Linked DNA regions of Homo sapiens: region 2 is linked to region 1. Evidence: read pairs that join two places in POLR2A ChIA-PET (ENCODE). Cell type or tissue: Panc1. All regions are shown on one strand. Links, peaks and the distances in the headings refer to the core of each region. The heading gives the core; the rest is flanking DNA. Region 1 overlaps SNX13 (sorting nexin 13). Region 2 overlaps HDAC9 (histone deacetylase 9).

Region 1 (2,928 bases), core at 107-2,606:
TTATGTATCTTTCACATTTTTAAAATAAATTTTTATAAATATTTTATATTTTTGATGCTGTTATAAATGTGATTTGTTTCTTGATTTATTTTTCAGATTGTTTACTAATGACAAATGGAAATGATACTCAGTATTATATGTTGATTTTGTATTCTGCAACATTTTTTGGAATCTTTAGGTTTTTCTAAATGGTGTTCATGTGGTCTGCAAACAAGGACAAATTGACTTTTTCCTTTCCAATTAGGATACTCTTTATTTCTCTCTTGCCTAATTACTCTGGGTAGGACTTCTAGTACTAGGCTGAATAAAATTTGTAGGAGTAGGCATCCTTTTTCTCCTGGTTCTTAAAGGAAAAGCTTTTAGCTTTTCTCCACTCAATATGATGTTAACTGTGAGTTTGTCATATATGGTGTTTAATTGTGTTGAGGTATTTTCCTTCTATACCTAATATTTTGAGAGATTTTATTTTGAAGGCATGTTGAATTTTATTGAATGCCTTTTCAACATCTATTGAAATGATAATGTTTTTTGTGCTTCATTCTGTTAACATCATGTATTATGCTTATCGATTTTCATATCTTGAACCATTCTTGCATTTCTGTGATGAATCCCACCCACTTAATCATGGTGAATAATCTTTTTAATGTGTTGTTGAATTAAGTTTATTAGTATTTTTTTTTTGAGATGGAGTCTTGCTCTGTAGTTCAGTGGCGCTGTCTCAGCTCACTGTAACCTCCACCTCCCAGGTTCAAGCAATTCTCCCTGCCTCAGACTCCCGAGTAACTGGGATTACAGATGCCCGCCAGCATGCCCTGCTAATTTCTGTATATTTAATAGAGATGAGGTTTCACCATGTTGGCCAGGCTGGTCTTGAACTCCTGACCTCTGGTGATCCGCCACCTCGGCCTCCCAAAGTGCTGGGATTATAGGTGTGAGCCACCGCACCTGGCCAGTTTACTAGTATTTTGTTGAGGATCTTGACATCTGTGTTCATCAGGGATGAGCTTGTAGTTTTCTTTTTTTGTTGTGTCCTTGTCTGGTGTTGGTGTTAGAGTAATGCTGGGCTTGTAGATTGAGTTTCAAAGTATTCCTTCCTCTTTAATTTTTGGAAACATTGAATAGAATCAATATTAGTTCCTTTAAAAATATTTGGTAGAATTTAGCAGCACTGAAGCCATCAGGTCTTGGGCTTTTCTTGGATGGGATACTTTTACTACTGCCTCAGTCTTATTACTCGTTACTGGACTGTTCAGATTTTCTATTTCTTTATGGTTTATTGCTGGTAATTTTATGTGTGAGGAATTTATTCAGTTCTTCTAGGTTTTCCAGTTTGTTGGAGCATAATTATTTATAATGGTCTCTGATGATTCTTTATATTTCAGTTGTATCAGTTGTAGTATATCCATTTTCATCTCTGATTGTATTTTTTTTGGTGCCTCTTTTTTTCTTAGTCTAGCGTAAACATTTATTGCTTTTGTTTCTCCCTTTAAAAGATCACTTTTCAACTCAATCTTTTGTATTGTTTTCTTAGTCTCAATTTCATTTATTTTTGTTATAAATCTTAATTTGGGGTTTGGTTTGTTATTGCTTTTCTAGTTCCTTGAGGTGAATTTTCTTTTTCTTTTTCTTTTTCTTTTCTTTCTTTCTTTCTTTTTTTTTTTTTTTTTTAAGAGAGTCTCACTCTGTCAGCTAGGCTGGAGTGTGGTGGCATGATCACAGCTCATTGCAACCTCAACCAGGCTCATGTGATCCTCCCAACTCAGTTTCACATGTAGCTGGGACTACAGGGATATGCCACCATACCCGGCTAATTTTTTTATTGTTTTGTAGAGACAGGGTCTTACTATGTTGCCCAGCTGGTCTTAAACTTCTGGCTCAAGTACCCCTCCCACCTCAACCTCCCAAAGTGCTGGGATTACAAGTGTGAGCCATATACCTGGCCTACATTCAGCTGCTCTATGTCTTTTAATTGGAGAATTTAGTCCACTTACATTTAGTGTTACTACTAATAGGTAAGGAGGTAACTATTTTCTAGTTGTTTTGTAACTTCTTGGTTCCTTCTTACTGTCTTCTTTTGTGGTTAAGTGATTTTTCTCTGGTAGTATGTTTTAATTTCTTGCTTTTTAGTTTAACTATTACAGGTTTTTGGATTGTCATTACCATGAGGCTTACAAAAGATACCTTAAATTTATAACAAGTTATTTTGAACTGATGACAAATTAACTTTGATTGCAAAGAAAGAAACAAAGAAAATTGTAAAGAACTTTAAACTTTAATCCTCCCACATTTTGACTTTTATTTTCAGTTTACATTGTTGATATTGTTCAGGGTCCACTTCTAATTCTACTTCTCTTGCCATTTCTACCACATCTGTGGTGACTTCCTTCACTGAAGTCTTGAACCCCTTAAAGTCATCTATGAAGATTGGAATCAACTGCCAATCTTCTGTGAATGTTGATATTTGACCTCATCCCATGAATCATGAATATTCATAATGGCATCTAGAATAATGAGTCATTTCTAGAAGGTTATCAGTTTACTTTGTTCAGATCCATCAGAGGAATCACTATCTAGAGCAAATATCCATAGCCTTACAAAAAATGCATTTCCTAAATAGTAAGACTTGAGAGGTGAAATTACTCCTTGATTCTTGGGCTGCACAATGGATATTGTTTTAGTAGGCATGAAAACAACATTGATATCCTTCATCAGAGCTCTGGGGCGACCAGGTGTGTTGTCAGTGAGCAATAATATTTTGAAAGGAATCTCTTTGTAAGTGGTACATCTCAACAGTGTGCTTAAAATATTTAGTAAACCGTGTTGTAAACAGACATGCTATTATTCAGGCTTTCTTGTTCCATTTCTGGAGCACAGGTAGAGTAGATTTAGCATAATTCCTAAGGGCCCTAGAATTTTTGGAATGGTAAA
Region 2 (2,928 bases), core at 327-2,826, 670 kb before region 1:
ATAGTTTACTTTGCAGTGTTCACAGCATGCTTCTTTTTGGCATTGGGGGTGGTCAATGGGGAGACTTGTATATCAGTCTAATAGGAAGATGATTTAAGACACAAGAATTCTCAAATAGTAACAACTTATAAATATTGCTATACAATTCCAACAAAATAGTATAAATTACAAAGCTCATGTGATAATCCATTATGCAGACTTATTAAATTATTTCAAAATTGCTTTGTGAACCTTTCCTATGCAGATTGCTGGCTTCTTGAAGGAAATAATTATTTATGTACCCCTAAAAAGTACCTAAAACAGTGACTTTCATCTGGTGCAGAACAAATGTTGAGTAGCAGGCAAAGAGATAAAAGTGGGGAAGCCACAAGACATTATGTCTTTGGTGGTGAGAGAATGTGGACTGCTGCAGAGGCAAGACTGGCAGCAAGAACTTAAGAGTCAAGTAAGCCAGAAATCGTATGCAGAAAGTAAGTGAAACATGTACAAAAACTAGGGATTGTAATTTCTCAAAGTCAGGTAGAACCAAGGCCAAAGGATCTAAGTTCCAGGGAACAGATATACAGCATCCTATTCTGTTCTGAAAGACTAGACTTAGTTGTACAGGCAACAGTCCTATACTCAAAGAGAGGTCCCATTTCATCAAGGATTAATATATTCTATGTTTCAGCAGCATTTCTAATTTTAAAGACACAATACAGTATATATGAAAAACTGGGAACTAGGACTATATAAACAGTAGCTTTTAAAAAAAGCAAAGCAATGCAGTTTACAAAAATATGGATTGAGCAAAATTGTTTAGAATGAACATTAACATCCATAGGAATTATTTTATTAAGACTGCATGTAATTTAGAGAAGTATAGTTTAACCAAAGAATTATATTTATTTTAAGAATACTCACACAGTAATTTTAAAGATTTATCTTGTATGATCACCAAAATGATTAAGAAATTTCAAGTAGAAAAGGACAAAAGATACAAAATCCTTGGTATTTTTAGGTACTTTAAAATATTTAACGCAATTAGATTTTTTTCATCAGTTACTATTTTTTTAAGTCGCCAATATTATTTGTTCTAGTGTTATATCTGGTCTCTATCCAAGTCATTACATGTTTTTTCAGCTGTCAACACATTTGCTCCAAAATTAAATTTATCAAATAATTAGTAATTATTTTCCTGTAAAAGCAACTGAGGAAACACATTATTGCATGGAAATCTATGAGGCTTTACTGATTCAGACTGATTTATTAGGATTTTTCTAGTTTGTAATGAATAGCATACTAAAAAAATTAAATCCATTACTATTATTAAATCTTAAAATGATTTTAAAGTCTCATAAGATTTCTTGGGTAGTATATTAAAATCATTATACTACATTTAGAACAGCAGTATTTTCCTTGCGTATACATATTTTTCCATATATATACTTATCTGTAATGTGTGTGTGTGTGTGTGTGTGTGTGTGTGTGTGTGTGTATGTCACTAAGTTTTATTTCAAAATCGTCTACCCAAAATCTTTTACACAGGCTCTCCATCTACTCTTCAACTCAGGGGTTTGGGAGGTAATAATCCATTAGGCAGTGCTATATAACTCATATCCACTCACTCCAATTCACTCTCTCAATCTCTCTGTATCTCTCAATCCCTAGAAGAGAGACAGAGTTAAGAATGGGAAAATATATATTCCTATCCTCTTAATCTTCCTTTGCCCCAAACATAAACTTTATTTTCAATAAAATTTTTGTTTTTAAACGTTATGCTATTGGTGTTAGATTTAAATATCTTGCAGCCACAAAACATAATATGTTGCTATCCTGAATCCAACTTTTGTACATGTTGTATGATTGTCTTTACGTGGACAAACTACTAATAATAGCAGAGAGTGAGCACCCCTCTCAACTACAGCTGACTGCAGGCCTCATCACAAAGTCGATGGCTGAAGCAATTTCACTCCCCTAAATGAGAAAAAGCAATAACCCACATCTGAAATTTACAGCTGAGGAGTAATTATGAGTTTAAAATCCCTGCAATTCTTGTTGGAGACTATAGTTAGAGTTCTCTTAGAGTATTAATATACAAAGTTGTTAACTTTCAGTCCCTACAAGAAATATGGCAGTTAATTACATGAATTATCATGCTCACATTCACTACACAGGTAAATAGATGCTATCTGTGTAGATATGAATGTATGCCAAGGCCCAATCTCTATATACCTTCCATACTTGAGTACCTATCCTGAGAATAGCTAACCCAGCCAGATGAAGAAGTGCTTCTTTCCCCTCTATGTTTTCATAGTGTAAGGTTTTCCTACTCTCAGTGTTGCTCTACACTTCATTTTGTGATAGTCAATCAATGTTACCTACCAAGCTCCACGCTTATTCTGCCAGTCCAGGTGAATAGCAAGACAAGCAATGGGAAGCAGGGCGGAGCGGGGAGGGGGAGGTGGGGGAGGGCGGGGTCTACATTTAAATCTCCTCATCTGTCTCTTGTGTAATTCCTCACCTTAACAATCCTTCTCCAATCCTTTGCTGAAAATCTTACCTTCATAAAAATTACCTACTCTAACTACTCTATGTGATGGTGCACCTTTCTCTCCCAACTCATGAACCACCTTTCTCTGCCCTACCTTTTGTTCATCTAACAGCACCATTTCTAACCAATTACATAATTATGTACATTTATAATTTATTATCAGTCTCCCAACACACACACACATATACATGTGCAAACAGTGTAGATTTCACATTCCACAAGGGCAAATATATAAGGTTGTTTTGCTCTGTCATCTATTTTGGCACGAAGATAATGTCTGGCACATAAGAGACACTCAAAAAATAATTAATGAATGAATAATGGCAACACATCTACCCAGTTATGAATGTGGAAATCTCAGACTCTGAATTTGTCCCTTTACCTCTTGCATGAAT

Evidence for each region. ChIA-PET counts read pairs that join two places held together with the same protein. Peaks named below come from ENCODE experiments on the same cell type or tissue, not always from the same donor. Only the 100,000 strongest peaks of a DNase experiment are listed, where the experiment ranks them.
Region 2: POLR2A ChIA-PET joins it to region 1 with 7 read pairs; 2 of 35 experiments call an interaction of 5 or more read pairs at or near these places.

What each region holds. Positions count from the first base shown.
Region 1 is chr7:17,855,526-17,858,453 of GRCh38, reverse strand. All of the region lies in intron 9 of SNX13 (sorting nexin 13), which reads left to right. Among named protein-coding and RNA genes, the nearest start is that of SNX13, 84 kb to the left of the region's middle. In Panc1, for the core only: no CTCF peak of the experiment used is centred there; no DNase peak of the experiment used is centred there.
Region 2 is chr7:18,523,413-18,526,340 of GRCh38, reverse strand. The region is part of intron 2 of HDAC9 (histone deacetylase 9); the gene reads right to left. Among named protein-coding and RNA genes, the nearest start is that of HDAC9, 29 kb to the right of the region's middle. In Panc1, for the core only: no CTCF peak of the experiment used is centred there; no DNase peak of the experiment used is centred there; H3K27ac peaks cover 994 bases.